Linked DNA regions of Homo sapiens: regions 1 and 2 are each linked to region 3. A link is a contact called in ENCODE Hi-C or POLR2A ChIA-PET data. All regions are on one chromosome and are shown on one strand. Each heading gives the region's core, a stretch centred on a gene start or an enhancer-like site at or near the end of the contact. The rest is flanking DNA. Distances are from core to core; before and after follow the strand shown.

Region 1 (4,085 bases), core at 1,091-3,590, 35 kb before region 3:
GAGAACGAGCTGACTATGGCCACTGGCCCAAGAACACTGACCACTCAGGGAGGGAACAGGCAGTGCCCCTGTGTCCTGGTGGCCGAGCTGCCGTGCTGGTCCCCAGGACATGCACATGCCCTGTTCCAAACGCGTCTTCATAAACATCAGCTGGTATTTCTCAATCGCATCTTCGTAAACATCAGCTGGTATCTCTCTTTCAACTTTTCACCTGTGCCAGCTCCAGTGTGAGGAGTTCATAGCCAGCACATTTGGGACAACTCCCAGATGTGCCAAGACCGAGACCAAGACCAGACCAAGGCCAGTGGCCCAGGGCGGAAGAGGGCACTGAGTGAGGGAAGAACCGGCACTTCCACAATTAGGATGCACGATGTGGAGGCAGAGGTGGGGGAGAAGGGAAGGCTCTTCTTTACAGACAAATGTCAGCTAATAGGTGTAGATGGCAGAAAAAAGTGCAGGCAGAGAGGCAAGAAACGATGAGAACCTCCGTATATGGAAGTGCAGGCTGCCCTGAGGGAGACCGAGGAAGGTCGGAGAGCTTGGGCAAGACTTGAAGGAGAGTCTAGGTCAACTGGAGCCGAGACACTCTCCCTGCCTGGGGCACCGGGGAAGTTGGCATCCTTCTGAGTCGTCGAGCAGTGCCCTACTGAGACACTGAGCTGTGGTGTAGGGTTTCCTAGCTATGTGGACAAATGAATGGACATCCCTCCCAGGCTTGGCACCCTGGCAGTCCAAGGGGCCTTCCTGTTCTCAAAGTACATGCAGCACTTGGGAAAAGTAGCTGCACATCCCACAGGAAGTGAGTGAGCTGACTTCAGTCAGTTCATGCTGTAGCAACAATGTTTCCTGACCAGGATGCAACGAGCTAACAGTCAACATGAGATCTTACAACTGATCTTAATAATTTGAGATAAGAAGAAGCTTTCAGGGGCTGGGCGCGGTGGCTCACGCCTGTAATCCCAGCACTTTGGGAGGCCAAGGTGGGTGGATCACAATGTCAGGAGATCGAGACCATCCTGGCTTACACGGTGAAACCCCGTCTCTACTAAAATTACAAAAAAAAAAAAAAATTAGCCAGGTGTGCTGGCGGGCACCTGTAGTCCCAGCTACTCGGGAGGCTGAGGCAGGAGAATTGCTTGAACCTGGGAGGCGGAGCTTGCAGTGAGCCGAGATCACGCCACTGCACTCCAGTCTGGGCGACAGAGCCAGACTCCATCTCAAAAAAAAAAAAAAAAAAAAAAGAAGTAGAACCTTCCAAAATTACCATTTATTTGGAAAATAAAATATACACTTCTAAAAGCCGTGAGTTAAAGAATAACACATGATAGAAATGAGAAATGCTTAGAACCAGATTACAGTGGGTGCACTGCCTATTATGTATGAGTACATGAAACTCTCCACGTACATATGGAATATTGCAAAGTGCAACTAACTCACTCCAGAAATTAGACAGATTTAAAAGAAGGAAACAATGGAAATTAATGAGCCAAGCCTTCAACGTAAGTGACAAAAAGAACAAGAGGCTAAAGCAATAAAAGCAGGACAAAGATACAAATATGAGCAGAAACTCAGGAAATAGAAAATAAAAGGCAAATCGGGTGGATCAAAGACAAATGTTGGCTGATTATTAGAAAGATGAAGGTGACAGACGCCACTGGCAAAAACAGAGAGAGAGAGAACAGAGTCGGTATTAGGAATGAAAAGGAGAATCATCAAACACAAGCAGAAGTTTAAAGATAAACATATCAGGAACCAGTCCGTTTGAAATCTTTTCCAAAACAGGTAAGATTTTAAATGGATACATTCCCAGAAAATTGTGGAAAATGAATACATTCGCAGAAGATCATGACAAAAAATTGATTCAAGAAGGAAGAGATGACCTAATAATTCTACAACCATTAAAGACATTTAACCATTGATTTAAAATCTCCTGCAAGAAAACTCAGGTTGACAGGTGTGGGAGACCAGAACGCGCCTCCTGAAAAGCAGGCCTGTGGGGCTGAGGGCCTCTGCGAGGAGCAACGGAGGTAGAGCTCCCGGTCCCCCCTCGACACAGGACACGGGCTTACAAAGACGAAGGAATCCTGCCCCCCTCTACTAGGGAGAACAAAGGTTAACCACTGAAGACAGCTTCAGACCCTCATCACCTGCACCTGAAGATAGTTCCAGAATAATCTGCACCAACAAGCTTTATGAAGGAGCCTTTATCTGACATTTATTCGCTTTTCCTCAAGTTCCTGCCTACAGAGACTCCAAGTCTTTCTTTTTTGCCCAGAACTTCTCTGAAAATCTATCGCTCTTTGTTAAAGATGCTCTACAAGCTGGAATTCAAAGCCGCCTCGTTGAGAGTGACTCATGCCCTAGGCATCTCCCACACATACGTGAAACACACATGTTAATAAGCCTCTGCTTGTTTTTCTTCTATTCATCTCTGTTTTGTAAGAGGGATCTGTTCCGACTAAGAACTCACAGGGTTCTTATTTTCCCCTGCCCAGGGTTGCACAGATGTGTTCTACCAAACTTTCAAGGAACAGAACGTTCCAGTCTTTTACAAACTCTTCCTGAGAGTAGAAAGGAGGGAGCACTCCCTGAATCATTGTGAAGCCATTACAATCTTTAAAACAAACCAGACAAGAATAGTCCAAGAAAAATCATGTTTTAGTACAATCTCACTCCCAAACAAAGACGTACAAACCCTAAACAAATCATTAGCACACTGAACTCACGGCGTCTATTTTTAAAAGGTGATGACACTCATGACTGTGTTGGGATTTGCTGGGATTATCCCAGGAATGTGAGTGATTTAGACCGAGAAGATCGATAACTTTCATTCACCGCATGAACGGATTAAAGGGGAAGACAGGCTCATCCCAGTGGATGCCGAAAATCACTCAACACAACTCAAAACACACTCAGGAAAAAAGGAAGAGACTTTTCAAACTTAGAAATGGGAAACTTACCAAAAACCTACAGCAGACCAAAAATGGGGAAACACCGGTGCATCCCCTTTAAAAATCCAGAGCCCAGGCTGGGCACGGTGGCTCACGTCTGTAATCCCAGCACTTTGGGAGGCCGGGGTGGGCGGATCACGAGGTCAGGAGATGGAGACCATCTTGGCTAACACGGTGAAACCCCGTCTCTACTAAAAATACAAAAAATTAGCCAGGTGTGGTGGCGGGCGCCTGTAATCCCAGCTACTCAGGAGGCTGAGGCAGGAGAATGGCGTGAACACGGGAGGTGGAGCTTGCAGTGAGCCGAGATTGCACCACTGCCCTCTAGCCTGGGTGACAGAGTGAGACTCCGTCAAAAAAAAAAAAAAAATCCAGAGCCAAGGTGGGAATACTCTCCCCTCAGCGGCACGGCAGAGATCCAGCCGAGGTTTAACGCAGGGCAGCCTCACACCTTGTCATTCACTGGAACAGCAGTGAAGAGAACCAGGATTGGAAAGGAAGAACATAATTCATAAATTCCAGGCAATGATTATTACAAAAACAAAATGAATCTGTAGAGAAATTACTAAAAGAAAGTTAACAAGGTAGCCGGCTTACAAGATCCACATAAAAAGCCATTGTATTTCTTAACATCAGCAAATAGAAAACATAATTCAAATAAAGATAGTTACAATAATAATAATGAATTATAAGAAGTGACTCGATATAAAAATGGACAAAGTATTTGATAGCCATGTTCCTCAGAAAGATATACAAACGACCAATAAGCTCAGGAAGAGATGCTCAAGGTCATTAGTCGTTAGGAGAATGCAAACAGAAACCCCAATGAGACACCAGGTCCTACCCGTGAGGACAGCTGCAAAAAGTAATCCAAGTAGTCCTAATACAAGGAAAATAACAGCAGTTGGTGAGGGTGTAGAGGAATTGGGACCCCCACAGATTGCTGGTGGGAATGTAAAATGGGGCTGCAGCTGTGGACAGCAGTTTGGTGGTTCCTCAAAAAGTTAAACAGGCCGAACTCGGTGGCTCACACCGGGAATCCCAGCACTTTGGGAGGCCAAGGTGGGAGGATCACTTGAGCCCAGGAGATCAAGACCAGCCTTGGCAACATAGAGAGACCCCGTCTCTACAAAG
Region 2 (4,303 bases), core at 1-2,500, 59 kb before region 3:
CAGGACCACCCCAGCCCCCAACCCACCTCAGCAGCCGGATGCAGCCTCCTCAGAGCCCGGAGCACCGTGGGTTTGGACCCCAACACCTGCCTCTTGCCAGCCTCTGGCTCCTTTTCATGTCCTCAGAAAGTACTCACCCCCGCGGTAAGCAGGTGGGTAGCAGGTGCCTGGGGAGGGAGGGCAGGGGAGGGACAGCTTCGCGGGCAGCCACCAAGCACAGGAGGTACCAATACCCACCGCCAGGAGGGGCCTGGAGGGCCCCGGGAAGCCATCACCCCAATGAGGGACCTGCCTGTGCCAGATCACCAGGTGGCACCATCCGGACCCCTCCTTCCCGCCTGCACCCGAGAGTGGATGTGAGGCGGATCCCACAGGGCCCAGCCAACCTCAGCCTTTACCTCCTTGCGGCTGTGGGCTGCAGGCTCTGCACTGACTGGCTGGCATGGAGGAACGCACCCGGCCGTCCCCGAAGGGAGGGGCGTGGGCACACGGAGGTCTTGGGGCACCTTCTCTCCTCGTCATCTGGCCCTGTCTGTGGCTCCCATCCTCCAAGGAGGCCGTGCTCGTGGCAGGAGCATAGAAGGCTGGGTGCCAGCAGAGGCCCCGCGACGTGGGGGAAATGTGGACCCTGATGGAGGCGGTGATGGTCCCTGCTGGCGTGGAGCCTATGAGGCTGAGCCTTGTGTGGATGACAGGCACCCGCTGAGGGGGTCTAGGAGAGACCATCCCACCCAGATTCCAGAGCCTCAGCCCAGGGGGTGTTCCCGGGACCCAGCATGATCAGGGGCCTGAAAACCTCCTTGACGCCAGGAGCGCCTGAGCAACGCTGTCCACCCGAGTGGCTTGATTGGCTGCTCTGGGCAATGGCGTTCCCCAGGGAGCATCATCAATGCCAAGTCTGTCTCTCAGGAAAGAGACCAAGGTGGCCACGGTGGCACTTTTCCTAGGACTCCCATCCTCAGATATCAAGGGCCCCCAAAAGAGCGAGTCCCCCAGAGCCGGCAGGTGGAAGTGGCTCCTGGGACTGGAGACGGAAGCTGGAGACGGCCCTGAACAGTGTGGCCAGAACACTGCCCCCCATGCTCCCCAACTCCTGTGGGCCACAGCGCAGCCCCCTCCGCCCAGCCCGCAGCGCCCAGCCCGCTGCCGTGCCCACCTCCACCAGCAGAGGGCACCCCGCCCACGTGAGCAGGTGCCCGACGCCCCGCGCCCTGTACCACAGCCCTGTGCCCTGAGCCCCACGCCCCATGGGAGCCTGCCTCTCCGCACGCATTCCCATTCCCCCTGGAAACCACCCTGGAGCCAACAGCACCAAATGCTTCTCCAAAAAGACCTCTGACCACAAAACCACTAGCACAGTTACAGAGGACATGGGGTTCACAGGCCAAGCGTCTGCCTTGCCATCAGCTTGTGGCGCGTCCTCCAGGCGGTTCCCACTGTGATTTCCCCAGTCACTGGGCTTCACTGCCCCCGTCGTGGAATGTGCAGGCCCTGCCAGGTTTCCCACCTCCAAGGTGCAGTGCTGTGATGGCCGCCGCGGTCCCTGCGTCCTGTGTGCACCGGCATCATCGTCATCCTTGTCATCGTCATCCCTCCAGGAGTCTGCACCCTGAGCTGAGCACCAGGGCAGGGCAGCCGCTTTGCACACAGTCTGGGAGTCTGGCCCTCCCTGTTCCTGGAAGAGCCTGGGCTGTGAACTTTTAAACTGGGCAAGGTGTGACTGGAGGGTGTGCCGCAGTGGGAGAGGACACAGGGCAGGGTGTGACTGGAGGGTGTGCCGCAGTGAGCGAGGACACAGGGGTCTCCCATTGATCTCGGCCCCCGGCATGGCTCCCCGCACCACCGCAGACCGGCCGTGCTCCTGCCTCAGGCCCTGGCAACCCTCCCGTCAGGTGAGGCCTGGCCCCGCAGCCTCTGAGGCCTCCCAGGCTGTCTGCCAGCTCTGATGGGGGTCAGGAGGCTGGGTGGAGACCCCCGTAGACCAGGACCTCAGCAGGTGGCTCTGCCACACTCAGCCTTGGGACCCCCACACACTTCTGTCTACAGAACAACTCAGACCCGCCGCAGGTGCCTGGTGATGGTGGGAGCTGTGTTGCGTGCAGTCTGGCGGTGCACAGGCCACGTGCTCCTTTCTCTGCCGGGCTGCAGGCTTCGGAAAGGTGGTGGAGGAGTCTCCTGTGGCTGCTCTAACTGATGGCCACAAACTGAACAGCTTGAAAAGTCCACCTGTGAGCCCACAGTGTGGAGGTCAAAGTCCAACTCAGATCTCACTAGGCTGAAACCAGGGTGTGGGCAGAGCTGTGTGTTCTTTGGGGACTCGGAGAGAATTCGTTTTCTTGCCTTTTCCAGCTTCTAGAGGCCACAACGTTCCCGGCTCCTGGCCCCTCCTGCCTGTTGAAGCCAGCAGCAGCCACCAGCTGAGTTTCCACCCTCGTGTCTCCCTGGACTCTCGTCTTCTGCCTCCCTCCTCTCCTTTTCTGGACTCTTGTAACTCGGGGGATCCACCCGGATGATCCAGACAATGTCCCCATGTTAGGGTCACTCAGTTCCCTCTGCCATGCAAAGTAACACATTTGCAGGTCAGAGGGTTTAGGGCGTGGATGTCTTGGGGTGCATCTCGGGCGTGCCCCCCACGTGGGGGTCTCTTCCAACGGTGGTGTTGCCCTCACACAGTCTCCAAAAGCGTCCCGGTGCCTGCGGCCTCCTCAGCCTCACACCCGGAGTTGAGCTTTGCAGTGGGTGTGCCTGTCCAGCTCAGGGTGACCTGTGGGTGACCAACACAGGGTGGGGGCTGCAGCTGAAAAGTGGGGCCAGATGCTGAGAGCACAGACCTGGGATTAAACCAGCTGGCCAGGTGAGGGATCGCCTTCTCCATGGCGGCCGATGGCCTCCGGCCCATGCTCCATGCAGCGCCCAGCCACTTCTCTGCTGCCTTCCACGTGGCCCCTCCCCTCTGCAGCCAGGCACTGCAGAGGGGAGTGCTGAGTTCAGGCGGCAAGGACAATGAGCCATGTTGCAGGTGGTCCCGGTTAGGTGGTTTTGGCCCCATGTAGGTTCAAACTTCTCCAACATCTGCTCCTTGAGGGACAGTGAAGAATGACTTCGGTTTGTTTTGTGGTTATTCAGGCTTTCCCAATTGTGGAGCTAGTCTAGGATGGACTTTGGGTCTGCCCAGCAGCCCTGGAGGGTGCTGGAGTAGGGGGCAGCATCTGCATGCTGTGGGATCCCCTGGGGAAGAGGGTCTGTCTGGGCTCGGCCAGCACAGAGATGGACGGAGCAGCCGGGTTCTCACTGCCCTTGCTTCTGCCTCCCAGGGGCCCTGTCCCCACCTGGCCTGGGTGGAGGTGGCTGCAGACTGTCTGGGCTGCCTCTACTTTCCCCAGGCCAGTGAGGGGCCCTCCTGGGATGGCAGGGACACTCCAGGCTCTGCCTGACCTGCAGCTCCATTAGGTCCTAGCAGGACCTCTCCATGCCCTTGGAGCCTGGGGGTCCTCCCCAGAGTGGTCCCAGGCGGGAGGAACGGTGGCTGCCAGAGCCTCAGCCACACCAGCCTGGACCTGCCTGTTCCAAGGCCACTCAGAGCCCCTGTGTCTCCCCCAGACTCCAGAGGAAGGAAGGACAGGCTGGCACTCTACTTGGAATTCACAGCAACACCAGGGCCCCGCACCCCAGGCCTGCCCTGCTCTCAGCTCTCCCCCTCCACTGTCAAGTTCCCTCCTCTGCCCTCCATCCTCCTCCCTCCTCCTTCATCCTCCTCCTCTTTCCTCCTCCATCCTCCTCCTCCCCTTCTTCTCTCCCCCCCAGCTAACAGTGCTTTCCATCTGATCTCCTCTCAGGAGCCCTCCTGTCTCCCCGTCCTGGCAGCCCCTCCCGCCCTTCCTTGTTGCCCCCAGCCCCTCTCTCTTGCTTCCCTGGCACTCTCTGGCCTGTGCACACCTCCCTGGGGGCATGGCTGGCTCTGCTCTGTGTCCAGTGCTATTCCCCTGTGCTCGTGTGGCCGTGGCTCCGGAACAGGAGAGGAAGAGCCATGGGCGTCCCACATCCGGGTGGGGCCTAACTACGCCCCACGCCAGGCGTGGCAGCTGAGCACTCAGCGTGGCCCAGGGAGACGAGGGCCTATGGGGCATGCAGAGGCCATTCCAGCGAGGCTGACTGAGGGCCAGCAGTTAGGGCGGCACGGGCTGGGTCACCAGACTGGGGAGCTCTCAGCTTGTGACCTCTTCGAGGTGCCTTATTTTGCTGCAGAAGGGGCCTGTGTGTGATGCAGCCGCCCCAGCAGGGTGGGGTCCAGGGAGTCCCAGAG
Region 3 (4,284 bases), core at 805-3,304:
CCACCAAATTCCGCCAGTCTTGCAGCTGCCTGCAAGTCCTGCCAGAGTCTCACGGTGGACCTGGGGCTCGGACTCCACAGGTGTTATGGGTTTGTGCTTTTCCCGTCTCCAGGGGCACCTCAGTGGGCAGTTTAAAGAGGAAGTCTGCAACCGGGGCAGCCAGCCTGATCTTTAAAACAGAAACCTTTCTCTAACAGATTTTGAAGTTAATGAAAAACAACATAATGCTTTCATTCTAGAAAATATGAATCGCTTTTTATAGATCTTTTTATTTTCCTTTGTTTCATTAAAGCCAGACTTAGGAGTCAAAAAGAAAAAAAAAAGATGTGGGATCTACAAGGTACAATTTCCTATTATCATCCATCTTCCCAGGAAGCAATTTTCTTGTCTACATATAAAAGTACCCTAACGCTTGAAGCAGAGAAAACCAACCAGGGACGGCTCCCATGCTGGGAGTCCAGGGCTCGCACAGCAACGGCCACCTTCCCGAATGACCTCGTTCTGGGAAATAAACGGGAATATGTTCCACAGCCGGATGGCACCCAGGAGCTATGGGCAGTCAGGACAATGTGTCCCACAGCTGGAAGGCACCTGGGAGCTCTGGCAGAGCTGGGAGGCTGGGGAGGCCGGGGACCCTGGCTGCCACCTCTTGCCTGCATGGTTCTCCTGCTTGCAAAGGGGACAGTGCCCAAAGCCACTTGAGCCACTGGGAAAGTGGTGAGGGAGAACTGGGGTGTTGGGTGTCTCATTTCACTCTGCTGCACCCCCAGCTCCAGCCAGGGTGGTCGGCTCTCTCTCCATCTACTACAAAGCCTCCTTGACTCTGGAGGGGCCCCCCAGTGCCCATGCCTCTGCAGAAACAAGTGTCCCAGCTCCAGCAGAGCCACCGCCCTCTGCCTTCCACCCTCTGTCCTCTGTCCTCTGCCCTCTGCCCTCTGTCCTCTGCCCTCTGCCCTATGGCTGGCCCTGGCTGTGAAGTGGTCTCCCTCTTCCCCTTTCTACCCGGGGCATGAGGACTGCCAGTCTCACAGGAGGCATTGTGGATCTGGGCTGGAGAGCCTGTGCAGGGCTCCGGCTGTGGTGGGAAGGTGCCTGGCCATGAGACGCATCACTCAGTGCTTCCTTGTGACCAGAAGACGTTGAGGAAGCAACGGTTTGCTCCCAAGGGACTGGCTACCCCACATACGCACGTGTATATATACATGCACAGTTCATGTTCACAATGCACACATGTGTGCTGTGCACAAGCAAACATACGCATATAAGATACAGTGCACACACATGTGCACATCCACACAATATGTGCTCATACATGCATGTACACACATGCACACCATGTACGTCAGCATGCATCTGCAAGTACACAGTGCACAACGCGTGCACACACACACACACACACACACACACAGCTCTCTCCTGATCCTGCTACCCTCCCCTCACCTCAAAGGCAGGATCAGGGGCCTCCCTACCCATGTGATTCAGTGACACATGGCTGGGGCAGGGACCCGCCCCCTTGGCTCCCAGGTACACAGGCACCCAAGTCACCTGCTCCAGAAACCGTCCCAGAGACAAGTTCCCCCGGACCGCTGCACCCGACAAATGGCTGCTGGGGCGAGACCAGCCCGGGGACTTGCCGCGTGGCACCTTGGGGCGCTCAGTAGCAGGGCAAGACGCAGGCACTAGTCTGGCCAGGGCCACAGTGGGGCGGGGGGCGCAGGTGGCCCCAAGCTGGTTGGAAAGAGGGCTCTCAGGTGCCAGGGCACGCCTAGGGGTGAGATCCAAGCCAGCCCCTCAGGCCTCAACAAGGCGGCTCCTCCGGGAGGTGAAGGTCGGGCCACATTCCTGCGGAAGCTGGAATTCTGACATCAGATTTTCCAAGCTAGCTTTGGGGGAGGAGCCGGCAGGGAGCCAGGAGGGAGCCGAGGCCAGCGGGGGGTGGGGCGGGGTGGCTGAGGCTGTTCCAGGTTCCACAGGCCTGAGGTCCTGCTGGCCTCCCCCTGGGCCTGGGCTGCCCACTGGCCGCCTGGAGCATCCCACGCAGAGGGTGACTTTCTCATCCCAGCACTGGCCTGGCTGAGTCACATGGGGGCTGGGCCAGGGGACTCTAAAAATAGCCTGCGCTGGCGCTCGCTGGACCAGCCGGGAAGTTATTATTAGGCTGCGGCAGGGCCTCCTCCTGGGGTGGCCTCTCCTCTCAGAGCCCGGAAGAGGGAGGGGCTCGGTCAAGGCTGTGGGGCTGCCAGGTCACCAGGCCCTGGACACTCAAGCCGGGTCCCTCCGGTGGGGGCAGGGCAGGGGCTGCGCCCTCAGCCTGACTCCCACCCACACGCCCCTTCTTCCTGCGCTTCCCAGGGATGACCAGGCACTGTACGGGGGCAGCTCCTGGTTTTTCTGCCCCGCGAGGACCTGCTGTTCCATCAGGAGGGTGACTTTCTTCCCCTGCCCACCCTGGGGAGTCTCCCACGTCTGTGGGGCCTTTTCTGGATTCACTCTCTGTACCCACTGCTCACGCAGGGCCCAGTGCAAAACAAAACTGCGAGGCCACCCTTCAACAATGACTAAGTATTCGGGGCAAGTATGGGGCCTTGGGGGCAGCCACTCTGGGCCCTAGCTGCACCCCCATAAAGCCAGCCTTGCACCCTGTCCCCAGAAACCACTGACGTGGGGCCTGCAGGGGTGTGAGATACATCAGGGTGCAGCCGTCCCCAGGACACCTGAGCCGAGACCCTGTCTCCATGGAAACAATAGCTACCAGGCCAGCAGCTCCCAGCTCACCGCTGCCGCTCATGTCCAGGCCGTGGTCCTTGGAGTGGTCACTGCTGCGAGGGAAGGAGCCCCCAACAGCTCCCGTGAACCTGACCCTGGAGAGGGAGGCTGTGCTCTAAACCCCTCTCCTGAGTCTTCAGTGAACCCTTGTGCCCCTGGACAGGCACTGTTCTGGGGACGTGCTGGCCCCGCCCTCCCCTGGGCCGGCCCTGCTCAGCCAGGAGGACCACCCTAGTGAAGGCCACTCCCCATCCCCATCTGAGGAGGGTGCACTTTTGCAACAGAGAAAGCCCCAGGCTCAACCCAGTCAGCGCTGCCTCCAGCCCGTGGGACCCAGAACACAGCTCCAGTCCTTCCACTGCAGAGACCCTGGGGGCAGGGCCCGGCCCCAAACGCAGAGACTCAGAGTTCGTGTGGATGGTTGACCCTGAAAGTAGCTTCATGTATTGTCTGATTATAAAAATGATACCCCTTGTAAAAAATACAAACTACAAAAAAGTAAAAGCAGGTTGTGTCCCCCCAAGACCTTTCCCTAGCGGTTCCTACAGCCGCTATGGAGGCCAGCGCAGGAAAAGGCGGGGGTGCGGGCGTGAGGCCAAGTGCACCTGTGATTTGGTCCGGGCACAGCTTGGCGTGTCTCTGTGCTCCTCCCTCTGGAGAAGCCCCGCCTACATTGAAGGGCACGTGGGCCGGTGCCGTAACTTGCTCCACCCAGACCTGCCGATGGACATTTATATCACGTCTGCTTTTTTGGCCGCTGAAACAAGCAGCCGAGGTGCCTTTGGGCCTGTATCTTTGCCCACCTTCTGATTGTTTTCTGGACAAATCCCCGAGGAAGACACCAGGTCACAGAGCACACTTGTTTAACATTGTGAAACCTACAAGGATCGGTGGAGATTTTATCCCTAAGGGACTCAGGGCCTCTGCGGGGTGAAGGTCGGAGGCACGAGCCACACTTCCCAGACCGCTGGCCAGCTCACTCCCCAGCAGCCGCTAACCCTGTCTAACCCCTGCTGGGCTCCTCTTTCCTTTCCTGTAATCCCAGCTACTCCTCCAGGTGGTGAGAGCACCTGAGCTGTGGGGCCGGCACCAGGAGGCTGTGTTGCTGTTGTCAGGCACGGGGCTGTTTCCCCATGGAGGAGACGCAGCCTCTCTGGACAGCCGCCTCCCCCTCTGGTGTCCGGACACAGTGTTGTCATGCCCAGACTTTGCCTCCTGGTCTGTCTGCTCCGGGGAGGGTGCTGGGAAGAGCACTGCCATGTTCATTACCAAATGTTCAGCGGGGACCCCAGATGCTGCCTGGTCCCCGTGTCCATGAGCAAAGCTCCCCCGGGGAAGCCCCAGAGACAACACTGTGGCCTCGTGCTAACTCCCAGGAGGGAGGTCAGGTCAGAGGGCAGGAGGCCCCGTGGATGCTTCTATGTTTTGACCTCAAACCCCCTCCCACGGCCTCAAAGGTGAGCCTGCCCCGAGGGCTGGACTCTGGGATCGCTCCAAACAGCAGGATCAGCTCTCCGT

Evidence for each region. Hi-C counts contacts between places; a loop is a spot of excess contacts on that map. ChIA-PET counts read pairs that join two places held with the same protein, here RNA polymerase II (POLR2A). Pooled maps may share reads with other maps.
Region 1: a map of CD8-positive, alpha-beta T cell shows a loop between it and region 3 (2.1-fold over the local background). The contact joins two enhancer-like sites. A Hi-C loop is called at or near these places in 7 of 168 maps with a recorded cell type or tissue (CD4-positive, alpha-beta memory T cell, CD8-positive, alpha-beta T cell, IMR-90 and 4 more), 2 of 37 single-sample maps with no recorded cell type and 5 of 50 pooled maps. POLR2A ChIA-PET finds 5 or more read pairs at or near these places in 8 of 52 experiments (AG04450, H1, HepG2 and 4 more).
Region 2: a loop to region 3 is called in a map of endothelial cell of umbilical vein, with 4 times the contacts of the local background. The contact joins two enhancer-like sites. A Hi-C loop is called at or near these places in 45 of 168 maps with a recorded cell type or tissue (CD14-positive monocyte, Caco-2, HepG2 and 24 more), 3 of 37 single-sample maps with no recorded cell type and 25 of 50 pooled maps. POLR2A ChIA-PET finds 5 or more read pairs at or near these places in 8 of 52 experiments (H1, HepG2, PC-9 and 3 more).

Annotation. Positions count from the first base shown.
Region 1 is chr10:132,479,856-132,483,940 of GRCh38, forward strand. No RefSeq gene overlaps it. Among named protein-coding and RNA genes, the nearest start is that of LINC02870, 37 kb to the left of the region's middle. RefSeq lists an enhancer at 517-1,116. Within about 2 kb of position 2,341, at least 7 of the 41 ENCODE cell types and tissues checked have a DNase peak (open chromatin) inside an H3K27ac peak, as active enhancers do.
Region 2 is chr10:132,457,517-132,461,819 of GRCh38, forward strand. No RefSeq gene overlaps it. Among named protein-coding and RNA genes, the nearest start is that of LINC02870, 14 kb to the left of the region's middle. RefSeq lists a silencer at 1,084-1,133. Within about 2 kb of position 1,251, at least 3 of the 41 ENCODE cell types and tissues checked have a DNase peak (open chromatin) inside an H3K27ac peak, as active enhancers do.
Region 3 is chr10:132,515,342-132,519,625 of GRCh38, forward strand. LOC107984282 (a long non-coding RNA gene) reads right to left here. Exons shown (of 4, transcript NR_158224.1): 2 at 2,776-4,284. Among named protein-coding and RNA genes, the nearest start is that of INPP5A, 20 kb to the right of the region's middle. RefSeq lists enhancers at 821-1,328, 1,329-1,837, 1,838-2,345, 2,854-3,361. Within about 2 kb of position 2,055, at least 30 of the 41 ENCODE cell types and tissues checked have a DNase peak (open chromatin) inside an H3K27ac peak, as active enhancers do.